2 separate regions of the Homo sapiens genome follow, and region 2 is linked to region 1. The links are chromatin contacts, found by Hi-C or POLR2A ChIA-PET in ENCODE. All regions are on one chromosome and are shown on one strand. The core of a region is the stretch at or near the end of the contact, and the rest is flanking DNA. Distances in the headings are between cores, read along the strand shown. Region 1 has its middle 25 kb from the start of TMSB4X. Region 2 overlaps LOC105373134 (a long non-coding RNA gene).

Region 1 (5,721 bases), core at 1,853-4,352:
ATTAAGATTATACTTACAAGAGGTCTAACAGTGTGACTGACAAATAGCAAGTGGTCAATAGGCATCAGATATTTCATTAGATATTCATTTTCATGCATACATATATTTTATTCATAAAACAGAAAAATAATATGAACCGGAATACATGTCACTGGGTCTCCAAGAAAGCAAGACAAAAAAGGCGAAATTAGAATGCAAACTGTCTCATTTCATATTACTTTTGTGGTAAGAACAAGCTAGTTCAATAAGTGGCACTTTAACACAAAGTGAGATACTGTAAAAGCATGTGCATTCAATAACTCTCAGTTGAATTTAAATCTGGACAGAAGTACTTGCTTCTAAATTGTTAGTGGATTCATTGACTTATTTTCCTAGGCTCAAATCATTTATTTAACCAAATTATTCCTTTCCCTTTAGTGTTACCCACAGAAGTATTTTCACATAACAAACATTAGTTTGCCCAGGCGGCCCCTCCCTTCTTCCCCACTCTAAGATAAAGTCTGTTAATATGAAACCAATAAAGTCAACGTGGAAGTACACTTGCCAAAGATCTTGATAAAGTGCTGTGTAGCAAATGGACAAATATGAATAACAAATCCAGGACCTGCAGTTTCTGTACTGAAAAGTAGTTCTGATCCACCTCCTAGTTTCAAGTTAAAAGCCTGCACTAAGCTCTTCTTCTATGAAAGGGAGGAGGAAAAAACAAACACAAACCCCCCAAACAAGAAATCCCTCCCCAAAACACTGCTCTAAATTTGCTCATGTCCTTGGAAGTAAAAAGAAACAATTTCCCCTGATTACAGATTTCCTGATACGCAGAGAATGCACAACCCCAAGTTGCCTCGTGCTCACAACAATGGGGCAGACAGAAATGCACACAGAGCAGGCTTTTGTCCTCTCGGTTATTGTCATCTTATTCCCCAGAATGGCTTCTTGCCTGGTGATGGGCAGAGGGCCTGATTGCTGAGAAACTCTCTTCAGAGGGACTGGTGTGTGGCTGTGGGTGGTGTTTGGGGACACTGGGAAAGGAAAATTCCTGGGAGCAGGGGCTGTACAGTAGCTGCAGTAACTCAGTTGCCCTGGAATTCCTGAAAAGGCTGGGGCTTTGGGCTCTCTTCTATTTCTATCAGAGTGAATAAAAGAGCTAGTTATTCTAAAGCTTTATGGAAAAGGCAAGATAAAGAGGGGGGAGAGAGGGTGAGAGAGAGAGAACTGCATCAATATACAGCAACATTCTGAGTCTCATTGTCAAGTATTGGCAAACTATCCTAAGTGACATATCCAGATGTGGCTCAATTTCTCATAGAAATTTTTTTAGAGGGCAGTAGGAACCAAGAGACTATGGGGTAGGTAGATCATGTCTTGCCTTGCCTGAGGATCCCTGTATATAATCTATTTTTATCATTAAATAATAATAGAAAATAGAATCGTAGAGGCAACCATCCAGAAGTTTCCAAACATCCAAGTGTTTGACATTATGGAAATATATAGATACAGACTTTCTGGGCTTTACATGGGCTTGTTATCTATCCTTATTTTTATTTATTTGTTTATTTATAGGTATTTACATGGAGAGGGTGGGATAGGTGCATCATGAACCAACTTAATTCATTCAACACTCATTTATGAAGCATCTATTGTGTGTAGGATACTGTGAATGTCACACAAACGAAACACAGGAGCCCTCTGGCTTTATTTGCAATCCTATCCCAGAGACTATAAAGCTTGGAAGAAGCATCATTCAAAGCCATATTGACATCCATCCACATCACTCAGCTTCTGGAAAAGTGGGTCAAAAATATTCAATGAGTTACCCAATTCTCGAAGAGAACAAGAGTGAGATAGAATTCGTTGGTAATTCAATAGATTTCGTTAACTCAATTTCCAGTTTACCAACAGCCAAACCAAAGGCTTCTAAAAGGAGTAAGTCAGCTCTCTGACCTACTCTGATCATTTCTGTGTCTTTTGGAGGAAAAAACAACCAGCCCAACTGCTCTTAGTAAGGAAAACTGCAACCCGCCAGTCAGATGCAGATTTCACCTCTGAACCGAGTGTTTGGTTTCACCTACACACTTCCTGCCGGGTGCTTTGCTCATTCAACGTTCAACAGCTGTATCTTTCCCAATTCGATTCATCTCACTTTCTTTTTGGTCATCAGTGGCAAAACAGTATAAAATACCTTTATTACTATCTGACGCTCAGCGTTATACCCAAGATTTATCTTTTTAAAAGCCAAGAGACCATTGCATTTATCAAAAGGAGAGTAGTGGGTGCCACTGGGGGCTCATATTGCCAGTGGATATTGTGAATTACATTAAGAAGATCTGAGAACAAATGTCTTCTGATATCACCTTCTCATATTTGATTACCACTATTTCATGAGTGCCTTTTATTTTCCTTCTAAACATTTGTGGCATTGTTTTTTTTTTTAAGCAACAGCCAACCTAATATATATTATTTGTGCCACGTGTGGTATTATTGCTAAGACACTCTATGCGGGTTCTGGTGCAATTTTAGTCTTATATTTCTGAGTTGTTAGAGCCATTTAAGTAGCTTGCCTATGGGGGAATCCTTAAAACAGCTCTGAATACCTTAGAGAGGTACATTTTAAGTAAGGCTGCATCATCATTTTGGCTATGAGAGTTCCTGGGATGTGGGGGAAAGGATGTTAAATCAGAACCCTCACATTATTTAAATGTTTTCATGAAGGATATAATCAAGTGTGCCTCTTGATTCTATTTGAAGATGTGCCAAGCGGCAGGGGCCCTCTTGACAAAAGCGGCCAGGAAGTGACTTTTTACTCCCCAGCGACAGCATTTTCAAATTGCTCTTTTCTGCTCAATAAAGGCTAAAAAGGAAGTGAAACCTTTTGTCATATTCTGCACCACTGATTTTTTCCAGACGAGCAGAAATGCCTGCCTGTATATCCTTCTAAGGACTGGCTAAGAAAGGGTGGAAAATAACAGGCAAGAAATGTATCTGTTTGAGTGTCTGTTCTTTGGTTTGGCTATGAAGTAAAACCCAAAAACGACATTGAATTTGGCATTGGAAACTGCAGTGCCATTGTTGCTTTGGGACTGGCTTAACAAGCCCACAATATTCTAGAAGCATGTGCCCGTCCCAGGAGCCGACTCAGCCATTTCTCAAACATGAAGAGGACTGGGCCGTGCAGTCCTGTTTCCTCTTCCTGATCTTTGTAGTAGTTACAAGCTGAACAGAAACATGCAAATAAAAATCGAGAACCCTAAAGAGTAAGAAAATCATTTCCAGAAAGACTGATAATAAATTTCAAGCCATCAGCTCAAATATCACTGATTTAAGTGCATTTGTTCCAGCTCTTTTATAGAATGTGAGGTTAAATACACAAACTTGATATTAGAGTTGTCCCTGTACTAATTCCCGCATGCGATTCTTTTAAAAAGAAAAATAAAATAGAATGATTTTTAAAAATCTCATCTAGAATGAGAAAACATAAAGTGCTTTTGGCTTTCCTTTCCCTGATTTTGAAGGGCTTTTTTTTCCGCTTTTCCTTTACTTCCCTACCTTAAAGATGTTTAAATTTAAGCCAGGTGTGAGCTCTGAGAGAGATCGAAGCTGCATTTTATTTACCTTTGTAGCTCAGACAACCAGAAATGGTAGCGTTAGTATTTGTGGAATGAGTCTTCACCTGACTTATCCTGAAGGGATGCATCTTCTACTTAGGATAATGTTAGATTTGAATTTTACAAGATCCTGAGTCAGTAGTCTGTCATCCAGGCTGCAGTGCAGTGGCACAATCATGGCTCACTGCAGCCTGGACCTCCCAGGCTCAAGTGATCCTCCTACCTCAGCCTCCCAAGTAGCTGGGACTATACGTGTGCACCACCATGCTCGGCTAATTTTTACATTTTTTGTAGAGAACAGGTCTCACTACGTTGCTCAGACTGATCTGGAACCCCTGGCTTCAAGTGACCCTCTCACCTCAGCCTCCCAAAGCGCTGGGATTACAGGTATGAGCCACTGCACCCCACCATTATCATTATTTTAGAGTGTACTCCTACATATAGATATAAAGTTAAGTGTAAAACAGCCTCACGCAGGTCCTTCAGGAGGTATCCAGAAGAAGGCATTGTTATCATAGGAGATGACAGCTCCATGCCTGTTACTTCCCCTGAGGACCTTCCAGTGGGACAAGCTGTGGAGGTGGAAGACAGTGAGATTGACAATCCTGAGCCTGTGTAGGCCTAGGCTAATGTCTGTGTTTGTGTAAAAACACACACAAAAATAAAATAAAAAGTTTGAAAATAGAAAAAAGTTTACAGAATAAGGATATAAAGAAAGAAAACATTTCTGTACAGCTGTACAATGTATATTTTAAGCTGTTATTACAAAAGAGTCAAAAAGCTAAAAAAATTCGAAGGTGTATAAAGTAAAAACGTTACAGTAAGCTAAGGTTAATTTATTATTGAAGAAAGAAAAATATTTTAAACATAAATTTAATGTAGCCTAAGTGTACAGTGTTTATAAAGTCTACTGTAGTATACAGTCATGCCCTGTGCCTTCACATTCACTCACCACTCACTGACTCACCCAGAGCAACTTCCAGTTTTGCAAGCTCCATTTGTGGTAAGTGCCCTATACAGGTGAACCATTTTTTATCTTTTATACCATATATTTACTATACTTTTTCTATGTTTAGATATACAAATACTCACCATTGTATTACAGTTGCCTACAGTATTCAGTACAGGAACATGCTATACAGGTTTGTAGACTAGGAGCAATAGGTTATACCATCTAGACTAGGTGTGCAGGAGGCTACACCAACTAGGTGTGTGTAAGTACCTCTATGATCGAACAATGATGAAATCACCAAACGATGCATTGCTCAGAACATAGCCCCATTGTTAAGTGATGTGTGACTATAATTACACTACTGGGATTACATTTGGGAGAAGTAAGGTCTTCCTTTCTCTTTTTATGAGTTGGAAGATGTATTGAGAAAATCTGCCTTCAGCTGCTATAGTGGTGAGGTGGTGGTAGTTCTCTCTTGCTTCCTGTTAATCATTTACATTTATATGGCCTATTACAACAAAACATTTCAAAGAACCTCATAAACGTGAGGATTGATTCAATTAAACTGTACTTCTGGTCTCTGGGATGAATATGACAATGTTTTGTTCATCTCAGAACTGGAAAATTAAGGCCCAGAAGTTGTAAAGATATTTCTCATTCCAAATTCTGCATATATATATATTATATGAATAAATAATTCAAGAGAGTGAGGAAAAATCATATTTTTTTCTCCTTTGAGCTGGAAACAAAAACCCTTTGTACAGATTTTGATGATTCTTACTTCCTCCAAACCTTAGCTTTATTCATATGTTCTGCAAACTAAACCACCATTATGAAACCAACTGAAACTGTGATCACAGGAGGCCATAAATAAATTAGCTAAAGAATTAAAATCCTCCTGGTCAGGGATTAAGCCTTTTATGATCTTTCTCCTCTATGAAAATACCTTAATCTCTCCTCCTCTGAATTTTCCATTTATATTGCTTATATCAACGGTTCTTAATTTTAAAAACGTGACCCCTCTTCTTGCACTCTGAATTTTTATGTCCTCGCAAAAGATATCATAATTCTTTTTTAGAAATTACAACTGTATCTAATAGGAAAGCTAAGGAATGGCATTCATGTGATTTTTTTTTCTTTTCTTTTGAGGCAGAGTCTTGCTCTGTT
Region 2 (5,721 bases), core at 1,419-3,918, 160 kb after region 1:
TCTGACATCTTTTCCTTAGCATAATGGTGTCAAGGTCCATCCATATTATAGCATGTATCAAAACTTCATTCCATTTTTCTTTTTCTTCTTCTTTGAGATAGAGTCTCTGTTGCCCAGGCTGGAGTGCAGTGGCATGATCTTGGCTCACTGCAACCTCTGCCTCCCGGGTTCAAGCAATTCTCCTACCTCAGCCTCCCGAGTAGCTAGGATTACAGGCGCGTGCCATCACACACAGCTAATTTTTTGTATTTTTAGTAGAGATGGGGTTTCACCATGTTAGCCAGGATGGTCTCCATCTCCTGACCGCATGATCCGACCAGCTCGGCCTCCCAAAGTGCTGGGATTACAAGTGTGAGCCACCGTGCCCAGCTCCATTTTTTGTACTAATAATATCTCATTGTATAAATAGACCACATTTTGTTTATCCATTCATCAGTTGTCAGACATTTGGGATGTTTTTACTTTTTGGCTATTGTGAATAATGCTACTAATATTTGTGTACAGGTTTTTATGTGGACATATGTTTTCATTTTGCTTTAGTGTATATCTAGGAGTAGAATTGCTGGGTCATATGGTAACTCTATGTTTAACCTTTTGAGGAACTGCCAGATTGTTTTTCCAAAGCAGCTGTATTATTTTACATTTCAACTAACAGCATAGGAGGGTTCCAATTTCTCCACATCCTTGTCAAGTCTTGTTATTGTCAGTCTTTTTATGATAGCCACCCTAGTATAAGTGAAGTGGTATCTCAGTATGGTTGGTCATGAACTTTTTGATAGGTCCAGGGGTGCAGGAAAAGGATTTCACAGAAGAAAAGATCAAGAAGAAAGGCATAGAGGTAGGAACTCCCTGCCTGACCCCAGCATGTTAATTTCACCTGTTGAAGGCAAGTCATTTTTGTTTGCACAGAAAATCTGTGTAGGAAAATAGTGGAAGATGAAACTAGAAAACTCCCTCAAAGGGAAAACTGCATATATATATAAGTGCAGGGTGCTGCAGGCTGGGTTACTGTGTGCAGGAAACAGTAGAGACCTTGAAGTGTGTTCTTTAATAAAAATCTTGCTTTAGGAAAATTAATTTGGATATACAGAACTTTGAGGACAGGAGAGAGAGAGACAGATGCTGGATGCATTGCATGTGGGTCAGCAATGGGATTGGGGTACTGGTTTGGCATAAGGGATGACAAGTGGAAACCAAGGAAACCCTTGGAGTTCCAGCTGGGACTCTGGGAGAATTCTGGTATCCTAAGACAAAGAAGTCAAGAAGAACAGCTGTTTTGTGGGGTGGGTAAAAGACAGAGCAATTTTCATATTAGAAACTTCAAGTCTGAGGGCATTTTTGAGAGCAGGAGGCCTGGAACTTGGAGAAAGGTATTGGTCAGAACAGAGGTTGACTGCCTGCTTTTCTAAGGTCCATGAGCTAGAGAATAGTTTTCACACTGTCAAGTGGTTGGGAAAAAAAAAATCCAAAGAATAATATATTGTGACAAGTGAAAATTACATGAAATTGAAATCTCAATGTTCATAAAGTTTATTGGAACACAGCCATGCCCATTCATTGACATATGGTCTTTGGCTGATTTCATGCTGCAATAGGAGAGTTGAGTGGTTGCAATAGATTGCATGGCCTGCAAAGCCTGACAAATTTACTATCTGGCCCTTTACAGAGAAAGTTTGTTGGCTCCTGAATTAGTGACAAACTTGGGAGGTATGGCCTCCCAATTGTGATTCTTAAACCTGAAAGAGTGAGAGTGATCCAAATTAACAGTGTATAGAAAAAAGGAGCCAGGGCCAGTCCTTGGGGCTGCTTATGTTTGGGGACCAGAGATAGGTAAAAGAATCAGTGAAGATAGTAAATAAGTTGAAATAAACCTCAATTTAATTAAACATGTCAACTCCCAGACTATTTTATTGCTTGGTACTTAAAACACACTCCCAAGAGGAAGATTAATTAATAAAGCTGCAGTGTGGGATAGCTATCCAGCTGGAAGCAGCACAGGCCCCTAACAAGGTTTGTTTTTGGCAAATTCCCATCTCCAGTCTTCTCTTCTCCCACAATAGGGTGAAGCATCCCATTCCTGCCTTATCCCCAGAAGGCCTGGCTTCCAGACATCTGTCTCAGAAAGAGGTATGAGGCAGAAGGTTCCACTAGGTAAATTGTTGATAAAAGCTCAAGTGCAATTCCTGCCCTAGGATTTGGACTTGAATAAAGGGACTCTCAAGACACTGAGGAATGACTCTCAATTCTGGAAAGTGTAGGCACTTGCAAAGGGGCAGAGAGTTGTGTGAGAATATGGAGGAGGAAGATTCTTGGATGGTCCCTCCAATCAGGCCAGTTGTATGTGCTACGTATGTAGGGGTTGGACCCACCCCCTTGTCCAGTGATCTTGGAGAAGTCACTTAAACGTTCTCTTTTGGTAACTCATCTGGAATTAGGGAATAAATTCTAAGCAACTTTTAAATAAGAAGCATAAAAGCATTTGAGTCTTCAGATTTGCTTAATTGATCATTGCAGACGGTTGTGTCAATAACAATGACGTTTAGAGGAAAAGGTGAAATTGGTTTCTTTTTCTTTTCTTGGACTTAGCTCCAGGAGCAGGGAACAGGAAGCCATTCCCAGAAGTTGCTTTCCCCTCCCACCCCTGAGTACGTGGCAGGGCCAACAGATGTGGCTGAATGCCCAGGCCCAGGGCCATGAGTACTAACCTATGCCCTGGAAAGCAGGAAACACATTGTCTTCATGTACTCTGCAATTTGGGAGCAAACACCAGCAGCTCTTGCAGGGGGCCTTTGTGGGTCCAAATTCAATGGACTGTCTGCTCTCTCTCACCACTGCTCCACCTTTCATTTGTCTGAACGTGGAAACACACACACACACACACACACACACACACACACACTCCAAGCGCTTTTACTTTTCCTCACTCAACAACAATGCAGAAAACTTCTGTGACCAAATATGTGTGTGTGTGTGTGTGTGTGTGTGTGTGTGTGTGTGTGTGTGTGGCGGGTGGGGGGGTGGGGCATTTCTCTACACATCAAGGAGCAGATCAGCTGCATGTCCTCTAATTCAGTTCTGACACTCTCTACCCAGAGAGTGTCAGATCCCACAGGTTGAGGGCTCAGTCCCCAAGACTGCCCCCACCCCCACTTCTGATACCAATTAAAAGCTGCAGGTTATTTTTCTTGTGCTTCTGACCGACTGGCTATAATCAGGTTGCCCACAATCCCCCTTTCTTGGGTTCAATTAATTTGCTGGAGTGGCTCACAGAACTCAGAAAAACACTTATGTTTACTCATGTATTATAAAAGATGTTACACAGGATACAGATGAAGAGATGTGTAGGGCGTGGTATGAGGGAAGGGGTGCAGAGCTTTGATACCCTCCCTGGGCACCACCCTCCAGGAACCTCTACGTGGTCAGCTATCTGGAAGCTCTCTGAATCCTGTCTTCTTGGGTTTTTCTAGAGGCTTTATTACTTAGGCGTGATTGATCAAACCATTGGCCATTGGTGATACACTCAACATCTCCTCTCCCTTCCCTGGAGGTTGGGAGTGGTGCTAAAAGTTAGTCTTTCTGGGTGACAAACCCCCATCCTGAAGCTGCCTAGGGGCTGCCTGCTATCAGTCAACTCATTAGGGTACAAAAAGACAACACTTTGGAATTTCTAAGGATTTTAGGATTTGTATGCCAGGAAACAGGGTCAAAGACCAAATATACATCACAATATCACAATTTGCTTGTTTTTTGTTTCAGCTTGGGATCAGCCTTATTTTTAATACACAGATGCTCTCCTACACAGGAACCCCTTACTTATTAGGGACCTTTGAGATTCCTTTTCAGATCCCCCTGTTGCCATGGAATTGTAGCTGGAACATCCACTCCACTTCCTACTGACTGGCTCCTGACATTTCTCAGTCCCCAAATATCTCACCTTCTCCCAACAGCCTGAATTTTTGTTTTCTTCACCCAGTTTCTGTTTGCAATGGCATTTGTCAGATTTTCACATATCAACATCCTTCTTAATAATGAGAACCTTTTAGGCATTCACATTCTCATATAGATCCACTCAGTCAGATTGCTTTCCACTTAGCTGAATCCACCATATAGAGAAAAGGAAGCTTCTATTGCAGGAATCAGAAGACGAGATGATTCTAGAACATGAAATATTGGTAATGGCTCATCAGGATGGGGTGCTAGTGGGAGGGATAGGAAAGCCTGGGAGCCCTGGGAAACCTGATAATCCCAAAAGAAAGGCAATAGAACGTGGCAAAGGAGCATAGGAAAGGAGCTTGTTGACCCACACCTGCGCTGCACTATCTGTAAGAGTAGTTCTGCGACAGCACCATGCAGAGGAAACTCCTTTAGTCCACTTCTTCACCTGCTCCTCTTCCCCTTATTTTCTTCTTTTCCCTCTGCCTCAGTAGAGTGAGTCAAAGTGGAGTCCTCTGAAATGTACTTTGGCCCTAGAGTCCTATGGATCCGTGTTCACATTTTGAACAAGTTACTCAATCACTCTGAACCCTAGTGTGTACATCTACAAAACAGGGGATCTACCCTGAAGGGATGCTGTGAGAATTAGGTGGAATAATACATGTAAAGGCATCTGCACAAGTTAGTTTTTTTTCTTCTCTGAAAGCACTGACTGGAGCTGCTCAGGAAGTACCAACTGGTGCCAGTTCCCCAATGAAGTATGTGTGTGATAAATTATCCTGCATATCTATATGCACACACCCCTATTCACTTAGCTTATCCAAAAAAACTAGAAGCAGCATAGAGGAACAACATTAGCAGACTTTGCTTGGGGGAAATCAGACCTTGGATTCCCCTGCCTCCCAACCCCCAACCTCACCAAATTAGTATATTATCAGGTTCCATCTAAGCGTGTACCCATGGCAAATGCACTGTTCACTGGTAGTTAATGGAAATAATGCCCATCCAATATGGGGCCACCAAAACCTTCATAATACAGTGCGGTTGCTGACCTGGAAATGATCTCAGCAAGCATCTGGCCCGCTAACCATCAAACCCTCCCACTTCCTTCTATATATAGGAAAATGGAGGCACAGAGAATTTAAGTGCTTTTAGAAGGTAATAGTTGAGAAAAAACTAGGACTAGAACTCAAGGCACCTTGACTCACAATCCAAACTATCTTTCTACCACTCCTGGCTGAGTTCATGAATGTAAAAAGAGACTGTTAAAAAAAAAAATTAAATATATAACACCTTGCAAGATGTTAACCGCCATTACTTATTGTTTTAATTATAAATTACCCATCTTTCTAGATGCTTCTGCAGGGATCTTGACAAGTCATTTCTGATCCTGCCCTATGAAACAATCTCTCAGAGACTCAAGGAACTCCAGAGGCTACATCTGGAGGGATATAAGGGGGAAACTGAGCAAAGAGGAGGCAGTGGAACATAATTTTGCAGGCAGAAATTTAAAAATATATGTTTAGTGCAAACTCTTCTAGTTCTGTGTGATTTTGTTTCTGTTTGTTTTAAACCAAGAAAAAACACCACATTCTTGATTGCAAGGAAGTTTTTACCAGAATAAGAGGCCATGAATTCCCATGAGCCACCCTGCCTAACAAAGCCAGAAGACCCCCTGGCTTAAAGGTTGCAAGTTAAAGATTACAGGTCAAAACATTTTAAAAGCAGCAACAATGCAAACTTTATATAACAAATGACAAAGATATATAACGATATAATAATAATAAA

Evidence for each region. Hi-C counts contacts between places; a loop is a spot of excess contacts on that map. ChIA-PET counts read pairs that join two places held with the same protein, here RNA polymerase II (POLR2A). Pooled maps may share reads with other maps.
Region 2: a loop to region 1 is called in a map of GM12878, with 2.1 times the contacts of the local background. The contact joins two enhancer-like sites. A Hi-C loop is called at or near these places in 1 of 168 maps with a recorded cell type or tissue (GM12878), 1 of 37 single-sample maps with no recorded cell type and 11 of 50 pooled maps. POLR2A ChIA-PET finds 5 or more read pairs at or near these places in 1 of 52 experiments (naive thymus-derived CD8-positive, alpha-beta T cell).

What each region holds. Positions count from the first base shown.
Region 1 is chrX:12,997,594-13,003,314 of GRCh38, forward strand. No RefSeq gene overlaps it. Among named protein-coding and RNA genes, the nearest start is that of TMSB4X, 25 kb to the left of the region's middle. Within about 2 kb of position 3,103, at least 19 of the 41 ENCODE cell types and tissues checked have a DNase peak (open chromatin) inside an H3K27ac peak, as active enhancers do.
Region 2 is chrX:13,158,488-13,164,208 of GRCh38, forward strand. It overlaps LOC105373134 (a long non-coding RNA gene), which reads right to left. Exons shown (of 3, transcript XR_001755798.2): 1 at 3,935-5,721. Among named protein-coding and RNA genes, the nearest start is that of FAM9C, 120 kb to the left of the region's middle. Within about 2 kb of position 2,669, at least 13 of the 41 ENCODE cell types and tissues checked have a DNase peak (open chromatin) inside an H3K27ac peak, as active enhancers do.